3 separate regions of the Homo sapiens genome follow, and all the other regions are linked to region 2. Evidence: chromatin contacts called from ENCODE Hi-C or POLR2A ChIA-PET data. All regions are on one chromosome and are shown on one strand. Each heading gives the region's core, a stretch centred on a gene start or an enhancer-like site at or near the end of the contact. The rest is flanking DNA. Distances are from core to core; before and after follow the strand shown.

What was found. Hi-C counts contacts between places; a loop is a spot of excess contacts on that map. ChIA-PET counts read pairs that join two places held with the same protein, here RNA polymerase II (POLR2A). Pooled maps may share reads with other maps.
Region 1: a pooled map shows a loop between it and region 2 (11-fold over the local background). The contact joins the promoter of PSTK here to the promoter of LHPP in region 2. A Hi-C loop is called at or near these places in 1 of 37 single-sample maps with no recorded cell type and 9 of 50 pooled maps. POLR2A ChIA-PET finds 5 or more read pairs at or near these places in 1 of 52 experiments (activated T-cell).
Region 3: a loop to region 2 is called in a pooled map, with 17 times the contacts of the local background. The contact joins the promoter of FAM24B here to the promoter of LHPP in region 2. A Hi-C loop is called at or near these places in 1 of 37 single-sample maps with no recorded cell type and 7 of 50 pooled maps. POLR2A ChIA-PET finds 5 or more read pairs at or near these places in 1 of 52 experiments (PC-3).

The regions. Positions count from the first base shown.
Region 1 is chr10:122,978,658-122,982,364 of GRCh38, reverse strand. It overlaps PSTK (phosphoseryl-tRNA kinase), which reads right to left and starts at 1,964. Exons shown (of 6, transcript NM_001363531.2): 1 at 1,670-1,964. The coding sequence starts at 1,885. RefSeq lists an enhancer at 1,633-1,952.
Region 2 is chr10:124,459,424-124,463,077 of GRCh38, reverse strand. It overlaps LHPP (phospholysine phosphohistidine inorganic pyrophosphate phosphatase), which reads right to left and starts at 1,255. Exons shown (of 7, transcript NM_022126.4): 1 at 1,091-1,255. The coding sequence starts at 1,215. RefSeq lists a silencer at 916-1,375.
Region 3 is chr10:122,877,657-122,881,142 of GRCh38, reverse strand. It overlaps FAM24B (family with sequence similarity 24 member B), which reads left to right and starts at 1,562. Exons shown (of 4, transcript NM_152644.3): 1 at 1,562-1,658. It overlaps FAM24B-CUZD1 (FAM24B-CUZD1 readthrough), which reads left to right and starts at 1,502. Exons shown (of 11, transcript NR_037915.1): 1 at 1,502-1,658. It also overlaps the pseudogene C10orf88B.

The DNA.
Region 1 (3,707 bases), core at 715-3,214, 1.5 Mb after region 2:
CAGAGGGTCGGTGCTCCAGAAATGTATATTAAATGGATGACTGACTGAATAAGTGAATAAATGAAAGAACTTATTTATCATCCAAGAGAAAGGTGGAGTCAAAATAGTCTGGCTAAGATATAATAATGCAGGTTTTCCCCTGAAATGGGAAAGGTAGTAGACAGCAAAAAGATCAGGTGAAAAGTCTCTGGGTCAAGAAGAAAAGACCTCAGGCTAACAAATGAGTTGATATGGGATGGGGAAAGATGGAGGAAACAAACTGAGGGGAATAAACAGCTTGAGAATACAAGTAATCTTGTGCTGGTCAAGGGCTGTGGAGAATCCTGACATAGTTAAGAAATCTAAGCTGGAGGGAAAACACGAGGACAGGGGAGTGAGAACTCTCACTTGCCTGCCCATGCCTTACCACCACTGAGATTACACTACATACAACAAACACATCAGCTAAACCCACTAAATTGGAAACACATATCACTTCCTAAGTGAGCAGATGAGTCCCACAGTCTTTGTCCATAGGAAAAGCGTGGAAAAAACAACATAATACAAGTGAAGGGAAAGCCAGCAAATACAACAATCCCTATCGACAACTTTCAGCTTTCTCCGAAGTGTTGAAAATACTATCATCCAGGTCAATCCTGCGCTATCCTGACACTGCACTTACTTCACAATTAACCAAGAATGAGAAAGTAGATACACCTTGCTGGAGAGCCCATGCACCAAATGTACTGTATTTTTGTATATATACTTAGAAAGTAGAGTCACATAACATTTGCATTTGATTTCTGTAAATTCATCTACATTAGGCATTAAACAACAAAAATAATAATGTTAACATTTCAGAATATTTCAAAGAGTATTTACTCAAGAGTGAGCATGAGAAACACGAATGTAATCTACTCTTCCCCCAGTGGTCTCAGTTTCCACATGCTTCTCCAAGAGGATGTATCTCACTGTGCTGAGTGTGAGATGAGGAGGGCTTAAAGAGATGTATTTGGAACATACAAGTTTTTCCGTAAATACAAACCCATTACTTCCTCTGGTGGTCAACTAAGAAACAGCCATCCTTCCCAAAGCTGGCAGAGGCAGATTTACTTTGAGATGAACAAAGATTAAGCTTCATAGGTCTGATAATGCATTTGTACAGCCTCTTTCTATCGTTCTGAGGGACCCCAGAAATTTTGTTACTTATAGTTTTTATTCCTTTTCTTAAAGAGGATTCCTCAAATTACAAAACCTGAATCCACCCGTAGCTAGACGTTCAAGTTTTAGAACTTCTTTCCCTCTCCTAAGGAGAAACTTCCTAAGGGATTTTCGACAGTGCATTTGACTATAGGGGCTTTCCACCTTGCACGCTGACTTGAGAACCTGACCCTGTCTGAAGACTCAACTGTATAGAATATACAACATATACATGCATCAAATATACAGATAAGCATCTAAAATGCATCGTTCTAACAGTTGGCTTTGTAACCACTTTCTACAGCCAACGCATTCACCCTCTGCAGTAACTATGTTAACCCAGCTCCACTTTTCTCGAACTTCACCTCCCACACCAAGCAATGGGCGCTCATGGCAAATCACCCAGGACCGCGTGGACGCGAGTGTCCCCGCCCCGCCCCGCCCCGCCCCGCCCCGCCCCGCGGCCCAGGCCCCGCCCCTCCGTGCTGACCGCCGGTCGCGCTCTTGCCCCGGCGAGAAACGCGTCGGGCATGACGTCATCATACGCGACAACACCGATGGCCCAACCCTGCTCCTGCTGCAGCCGGTGGGCGAGGGCGCGCGCGAAAGTCGATTTTCCTGCCGCGGGGAGGCCACAGAGGACGCAGAGGCCTCGTTTCCGCGGCCCGTCGCTGCCGGTTCCTCTGATGTTCTCGGCGGTCTTCATGCTGCCCGGGGAGACCGGAGGAGTCTGGGAGCGTCGTCTCCGCTCTACCGTCTGCCCTGCGCGCACGCGCAGCGTCTCCGCCGCCTACCGGCGCAGTGGAGGAACTGGCCTAGCTGGGTTTCCGTGCGGCCCCAGAGGCACCTGCTCCACCGGTGCCCTGCTTGCTCCCAGGGACCAGAGGCTGGAGAGACCGCGGCGCTGCGTTCCTAGCTCCTGGACATTCCCAAGGGGTCCCAGAGTTAGGATTGATCTTCAAATAGAATCACCCTCCCTGCCGAAAGTTGCCAGCCAGTAGGATTGGCGCCTCAGTTTTGTTAGGATGAGGTCTTTCTGCTTAGGAAAATCCCAAAAGAGACGTTGAGCCTTTCCCTCCAGCAATCTTTCGAAAATAAGTTACTGGAAATCAAAGAATAGAAGGCGAGGCTGACAGTCCGACCACCGCGCTCCTTTGCGGTTCCCAGATGTGAAGAGTGCAAGGGCAAAGTAAACATTCGTTATTGTGCCCTCACAGCACCAGTGGGCAGCAAGCGTGAAGAAATATTGTCAGGAAAGGCACATCCACAGACCTCAATTCCAGTGCATGCAGACAGAGAACAATAGGTGTTTGTGTTAAAAAGTAATACTAAGCTATGGAGAGGTACAAAACAAGTTTTTGTTTTTTGTTTGTTTTTAAGACGGAGTCTCGCTCTGTCGCCCAGGCTGGAGTGCAGTGGCGCAATCTCGGCTCACTGCAACCTCTGCAACCTCCGCCTCCTGGGTTCACGCCATTCTCCTGCCTCAGCCTCCGAGTAGCTGGGAATACAGGCGCTTGCCACCAGGCCCAGCTAACTTTTTGTATTTTTAGTGGAGACGGGGTTTCACCATGTTAGCCAGGATGGTCTCGATTTCCTGACCTTGTGATCCGCCCGCCTCGGCCTCCCAAAGATTACAGGCGCAAGCCACCGCGGCTGGCCAAGTTTTTTTTGTCTGGGGGTGTGTTGTAGAAAAATTGAATTCAGATTACAGTTTTTTGTTTTTTGAGACAGCGTCTCACTCTCTCGCCCGGACTGGAGTGCAGTGGTCCGATCTCGGCTCACCGCAACCTCCGCCTCTCAGGCTCGAGGGATTCTCCTGCCTCAGCCTCCCGAGTAGCTGGGATTACAGGCGAACACCACTACTGCCCAATTAATTTTTGTATTTTCAGTAAGAACGGGGTTTCCTCATGTTGGACAGGCTGGTCTTGAACTGACCGCAAATGATCCACCCGCCTCGGCTTCCCAAAGTGCTGGTATTACAGGCGTGAGCCACCGCGTCGGGCCTAGATTCCAGATTCTTTTATCCTTATATTTTAGGGGATAATTCCTTCTTACCTGTAAAGGGTATGTTCAAAATGTGAAGACGTAAGGACAAAATCAGTGTATACTGTGTCAAAATATGACGAGTAACCTGCTAAAGCTGATATAATTTGTATGAAGCACTTACAAATAATCTCATTTTCCTTTGGACTGAAAGTGAAGAGCAATGAGTTAAACTCTTTATTTCATGACATTTTATCATTATTGGTCCAGTATAAGGTCCCTCTCCTTAATTTGCCCCTCCCCCACTTTTTTAAGAGACAGGGTTTTGCTTTGTCACCCAAGCTGGAGTGGAACCATAGCTCATTGTAACCTCGAATTTCTAGGCTCAAGCAATCCTCCTATCTCAGCCTCCTGAGTAGCTGGGACTATAGGCATGTGCCATTGAGCCTGGCTCCACTGTCTTTTATCTCCCATCCTCCACATCCACACCCATTTAACCCCTGCAGGCAACCGGTTTTTTTTTTCTTTTTATCATAGTTATTTTT
Region 2 (3,654 bases), core at 6-2,505:
GCCCAACATGGTGAAACCCCGTCTCTACTAAAAATACAAAAAATTAGCCGGGTGTGGTGGCACATGCCTGTAATTCCAGCTATTCAGGAGGCTGAGGCAGGAGAATCGCTTGAACCTGGGAGGCGGCGGTTGCAGTCAGCAGAGATTGCACCACTGCATTCCAGCCTGGGCAACAAGAGCAAAACTCCGTCTCAAACAAAACAAATAAAAAAAGTAACTGGGCATGATGGCGGGTGCCTGTAATCCCAGCTACTCGGGAGCCTGAAGGGGGAGAATCACTTGCACCCGGGAGGCGGAGGTTGCAGTGAGCCGAGATCGTGCCATTGCACTCCAGCCTGGGCGACAGAGCAAGACTCCATCTGAAAAGAACAAAACAAAACAAACAAAAAGTATATCATTTCAACAGGCAAACAACATAACCCATTTTCATGTTTTTATTTTACATTTTACTCACGAAGTCTGGTGTTTTTGGGGGTTTTGTTTATGAGACCGTCTCGCTCTGCAGTCCAGGCTAGAGTACAGTGGGGTGATCACAGCTCACTGTAGCCTTGACCTCCTGGGCTCAAGCGATCCTCCTGCCTCAGCCTCCCAAGTGGCTGGGCCTACAGGCGTGCACCACCACACCCGGCTAATTTTTAAATTTTTGGCAGAGACGGGGTCTCCCTATGTTGCCCAGGGTGGTCTCCAACCCCCTAGCCTCAAGCGATCCTCCCTCCTCTGCCTCTGCAAGTGCTAGAATCACAGATGCGAGCCACCGCGCCCGGCTAAGTCTTGTTAATCGGTATGCATTTTACGCTTACAGCACATCTCAATTCAGACTGGCCGCAGGTCAAGCGCTCAGCAGCGCACGTACCAGGTGGCCGCCCTGTCTGACCGCGCAGCCCTAACCAGCAGAGTCCTGGTGCTCGCCGGGGGCAACAGTGGGGTCGTCCGTGGTCAGCACTGTGCGCGCACCGGGGTGGGAAGGGGGAGACCGAGGCGGGGCCTGCGCCGCGGCCCCGCCCCCTGCCGCCCCGCCCCCTGCCGGCAGCCAGGGAGCGGGCTGAGCTTAGAGCTCGGCGGCCCCAGCGGCGTCCCGGGGCCCACTCACCTGGCCACCGCCTCCACCGAGCCGGCGATGGCCGTGCCGCCGCCCGCGCCGCTGTCGTACAGCACGCCCGAGATGTCAAGCAGCACCCCGCGCACGCCAGCCAGCCGCTTGCCCCACGGTGCCATGGCGCCCGGCCCTGCTCCTCAGCTCCGCGTCCCAACCGACGCCGGCGCCGGCGCCGCGGCCGCGCAGGGGCGCCTGGGAACTGTAGTCCCGCGGGCGGGGCAGGGCAAGAAGACCGGGTGCAAACCCGGAACTGGGGCGCGGCCTGGGCACCCCGGCGTCACTCGCCCCTGAAACGGTGTCCTTTTCGGAAGCTTTCTTCCCAGGAGATCAGCGGACAAAGAGCAGGAAAAGCAGAAAACAAGTCCCTAAGAAAGGTCAAAGGCAAATTGAGACAAGAAGGCACCTGTAGCCAGGGGCGGTGGTTCACGCCTGCAATCCCAGCACTTTGGGAGGCAGAAGCGGGCGGACAGCTTGTGCCCAGGAGTTCTAGACCAACCTAGTCAACATAGTGAGACCCTGTCTCTATTAAAGAAAGAAAGAAAAAGTACAATACAAAATTGAGGCCGGGCGTAGTGGCTTATGCCTGTAATCCCAGCACTTTGGGAGGCTGAGGCGGGTGGATCGCTTGAGATCAGGAGTTCGAGACCAGCCTGGTCAACATGGTGAAACCCCTGTCTCTACTAAAAATACAAAAATCACCTAGGTGTGGTGGCGCATGCCTGTAGTCCCAGCTACTCGGTAGGCTGAGGCGGAAGAACCGCTTGAACCTGGGAGGCGGAGGTTGCAGTGAGCCGAGATTGCACCACTGCACTCCAGCCGGGGCGACAGAGCAAGACTTTGTCTTAAAAAAAAAAAAAATTATATGCAGATAACAGCCCTGCATAGATGAGGATGCATAGGACCTGGGCTGAGAAGAAAACGGGACTATCACAATGCGTTAAACCCAGGAGGTTTTTGGATAAGCTATAAAATACCACTCGATGCTACATTATTTTTGCAATAAATACACATTGATATTAAAAGGGAGGAGTTTCCTCAATGGCCCCTCGGAACCTTTCAAGTTATTAAATAGAAACGAGAACACTTTACTTCTGGTCCAACATAGCTTTGAGCTTTCAAAGAAGAGAGGATCATATTATTTCACCATTTCTTTTCAGGCTCTTGATTCACAGAAAGGATGAGGAATTCGTTGAAATGTTATGGGGTTCAATGAATTGTGTATATTTTGTTGACATGCTTACTAGGGGAGCTGTTTACAAGTGAAATAAAATACAGTTCCTACCCTTTGGGATTTCCACTAATGGGGTTGGGGAGTAGTATACCTTATATAAGGGTTCTTAGTCGCAGACAATAGACACCACTCCAGCTAGAGGGGTTTTGTTTACATGAGGTGAAGGAGCTTACAGATGACGGGTCTAAGTCCTACACAGCCAGGAGCCATGCAGCCACGAGAAACACTTAATTTTACTACTCCATTGGGACCACTGCCCCATCACTTAGTGCAGCCCCCAGCATAGCTGCCCCCAAAAGAACAAAACATATCCACCACTGTGCCCTCCACCTGTGGCCACCCACTCACTTTCACTGTGTCTGGCTTGGTGGAACCTAGCCCACGCTGCAAAGGAGTCTGGGAAATGCAGTTTTTAGTGTTCCAGGGGCTGAGTGAGTCAGTTTGGAGAATCTGCTAGGAACATCATGAACCGTACACGTATTGAGACCCTACTCTGTGCAGTGGGCACAAAAAAGTTCTAGGGTGTGATCCTTGCCTTCCAGGATCAAGACTGGGCAGAGAACAATGGAAGACCTTCACGACTGCTGACCAAATGTGTGCCAAGTGGCAATGAGTGACACAGACACAGTCAAGAGGATGACCTCTGCAGGCCTAGGAGGGCAGCTGTGGCTTCTGGGCAGGGGCAGCCTGAAATGGACCTTGGAGAATGGCTGGGCTTTAGCTTCATGCCAAGGAGGAGGAAAAGGGGTGCTTCTGCCAGTGGTGTGAGCCTACCCATAGTTGTTTCTTTTCAGTCAGCTCTGTGGGTACTCTTGGGCAAGTCCCTTTTCATTTCTACGACTACAGTAGACAGAATAGTGCCCCCTTGAGATGTCCACCTCCCAATCCCCACAACCTCTAAATATATTACCTGACATGGCAAAAGGGACTTAGATCTTGCAGAGCCTATGCTCCTGTAGGGAGATTATCCTGGATGGTCCAGGTGGGCCCAGTATAATGACATGAGTCCTCATAAGGGAAAGAGGGAAGCAGGAGAGAGTCAGAGTCAGAGAAGGAGGTGTGACAGCAGAAGCAGAGGTCAGAGAGAGAGGTGTGAAGATACCGTGCTACTGGCCTTGAATACAAAGGGGCCATGAGCCAAGAAATGCAGGTGGCCTCTGGAAGCTAAAAAAGGCAAAGAATTGGATTCTCCCCTAGAGCCTCCAGAAGGAATGCAGCCCTGCTGGTACTTCAAGTTTAGGACTTCTTACCTCCAGAACTATAATAATAAATCTGTTGTTTTAAGCCACTAAGTATATGGTAATTTCTTGCAGTAGTGACAAGAAAC
Region 3 (3,486 bases), core at 313-2,812, 1.6 Mb after region 2:
TCTTGCCTGGACACTTTAACTAGTATGACCCTCTCCAGGCTCACCTCTCCTTTATTAGCTCTAAATTTCTGCATTCCTAAAAATGAGGAAGCTGAACTAGATTGCCTAGAAGATGCTTTAATGGTCTAACCTTCTATGCCATAGTAGGTTTTTATCTTCTCTTCTCTAATGTAAACATCAATGTCAGAGAGTCAATCAATATTGCAAAAGGTGAACAGAATAAAGACACCAATTCAGGAGAACACTTTCCCGTGTACAAGTCACACAACTGTCATCCAAGACAGTACAAACATTCTTGCCCCTACTGGTTCCACAGTACTCCTCTCCTAAGTACACTTCCATATTTCTTGCTGAACTTAAAATGCCAATAGAAGCGATTTCTTCACCTCCATCAGGGCCACACCTCAGGTAAAGGAAGCAGGGGTTTTCATCTTGGTTGTTCAATCTTCTCTTCTAAATCACCAGATTCTGGCTGAGAAGAAAACAGGTGAAAACATCACACAGTATAGTTTCTGAACATGGCTCAAAACCCACTTGTTAGGCCATGAGGTTTATTCTAACAAATGCTCAACACAGAATTCATAAGGAAATGGAGGCATCACACATCAGGGCTTCCCCCTCTATTTTTTCCTCAATCATCAACGTTCTACTCAGTCCCCTGCAATTGATTCTCGGATACATTACTGGACACCTACTGTGTGCACAGGAGTAGGAGCAGAACACAATAGAAGACAAAGTGTATCTTTTTCGAAATTAAGTCGACGGCGGTCGTCTATAGCTGGACTTTTTACACAGCCTGTTTTGGTGGAGAGGAGGTGGCTTGTTTGAGGGTAGATGGGCGGACTGACTTTGATAGCAGCCCTGACGACCCGTCACGCCTGACGGGGACGTTTATGAAATTCCAAGTCCTGGTCACCTTCCCCCGCTCATGCCTCGGGGCCTCGGGTACTTCCCGGCCAGACCTACCCCGCCTCCGCCCACCCCGGTCCTCGCCTCCACCTCGCAGCCCCGCTCCCCCGCAGAGACCCGACACCAACTGCTCTCCTGGATCCCGGACTCAGACCCTCACGTTCCCCGAGGAGCGCGGCAGTCGCCGAGCGCAGCGACCCGGTCGCCGGCGGCCCGGCGCACCGTGGCGCAGGTGGCGCCAGAAGCTCCTCCCAGTCGAAGTCGCGGGCGCAGACACGAGCCCGGGTGAGGAGGCTGTGAGTTAGGGCCCCGCCTGCGGCATCCCAGGAAGAGGCAAGCGTGGGGCGGCGGGTGAGGCCCCCGTCCTCGGACCGCGTGTCCACTGCGCCGCCTCCTGCCAGGCCTCTCTTCCAGTGCTTAAGTGTCGGCCAGTGCAGCGCAGAAACGGGCAGGCAGAGCGACTCCCGGCTTACATCATTTCAAATGCCCGCCGCTTCTGGATTTGGTGAGAACCTGCACCAGAGAAACGCATGCGCATAAGCCAACTGGACTCGAGAGGCGTTCAAACTTTGCTCAGGAAGCGCTAAAGAGCGGAGCATGCGCACTGGCAGGCCCTCGCTCAGCCTTTGGAGACCATGCGCAGGCGCGGTGCACTGTGCGCGGGCACCACGGCGGTTTTTCGACGCTGGCGGTGGACGCAGGCAGCATGGACCACGGTTGCTGGGCGGATGGGGAGCGTCTATGGTCAGGTAGGTGTCGTCTCTTCGCTCTACGCGATGTGCAGGACCGACTCCTGACCTCGTTCTTTCCCGAGTGGACGCCAGGGCCTTTTCTGCCTCCACTCCGTCGGGTCTGCAGCATTTGTGGCAGCGAACGCGGCGGAAGCGCTGTCCATTCGGGTTAATTTTACTCCGAACTCTCCCTGCCTCTCTCATACACATTCTCGCGTTAGAGGGGAGTTGAGGTAGATATTGAACGGCGTTAGTGGTGGACGCTGGGCCACACGGGCCTTCCCCAGGTGCCATCTCATTTGATGCTCCCTGATCCTACGGCGTTGCCAGGACTATGCTGGATGCCCTCGTGACAGAAATCAGAAGGTTGAGAAAGATCCCAGGTGTTTGGATGGAGCGGTCGCCTGAGGGAGTTTTCCAGATGCCCCATGGAATAGGAAGTAGATCTTGCCTCTTTCTTCCTTTTGTACTCCAGATGCATTCTAAGTTGTGTACACCAGACTTCCTGTTCTTTATGCCCAGCCCATTGTAGTCATAAGTTAACTTTGATACATGTCATCATAATTGGACAGTCTAAAGGAAAATAGGCTTTTTAGAATTACCTATCTGAAACTTCATGAGCAAGATCAATACTATAAGCTGGATTTTGACTTCCTTAAATAAGGCAGAAAGCCTACAGCATTTTGTCGTCTCCCCTTTCTTTCAATCTCGTATGTTCAGTATTATCACCCAGTCTTGTTTTATTTTTGGTTTTTAAAGAAAAACTTCCCTGTCTTTCTCCATCTCTGCCTCTCTGTTTTGAAATACTAGCTTTCATCGGAACAATTCCAGGAGTTTCTTTACTGGTTGATAGTCATTATCTCCTCACCTGCGTTTCATTTTCTGCACTGCCCTCTAATCTTTTATCAATTGTCCTGATGCTTGATGCTTTCTGACTGAATCACCATCACCATTACTTTTTTTTTTCTTTTGAGATGGAGTTTCAGTCTGTCACCCAGGCTGGAGTACAGTGGTGTGATCTCGGCTCCTGCAACTTCCGCCTCTTGGGTTCAAGCGATTCTCCTGCCTCAGCCTTCTGAGTAGCTGGGACTACAGGCGTGCACCACCAGGCCCAGCTAATTTTTGTATTTTTAGGAGAGACAGGGTTTTGCCATGTTGGCCAGGCTGGTCTCAAACTCCTGGCTTCAAGTGATCCGCCCGCCTCGGCTCCCAAAAGTGCTGGGATTACAAGCGTGAGCCACCGCACCTGGCCACCATTACTTCTTAACAGGCATACAAAGCCCTTTATCCTTGACTTCTGCCTGCCTCCTAGACCCCCCAGCTTTTGTACATGCTTTTCCCTCTACCTAGAATGCCCCTTCTTTTGGATAGGAAAAATCCTGTTCATCATTTAGTGCCAAGCACAGCCCTCCACACTGTGAGAGAATTTGTCAGTAATTTCTCTCTGCTACACTTAGAGTTTTTAGATACTATAATTCTCTTCTGGTATGGAGCTTTACCAAATAATTCTCACATTTGTTTTCCCAACCATCTGTACAGTTGTTGAAAATAGGAATTGTTTTGTGCCTAGTAGAGATTGAGTATAGGTTTGTTGTATGGAATTGATAGAGATAGCAATAGGGGTTGTTTGGGAACTCTATCACAGTATAACAGGAGTAGAAAGAGGTGAAACTGGCAAATTCAATCTTATTTTCAAAGCTGAAAAAACTTTGCAAAAGTTAGTGAGAAAATTATGACAGTGAAAGAGATCTGAGCTAATCCATCCCCAGTCTTGCCTTGATTATTCTTGGGCTTTTGGGACATTTAGGCTATAGTTTAAATTATCATAGGCCTTCCCCCAAACTCA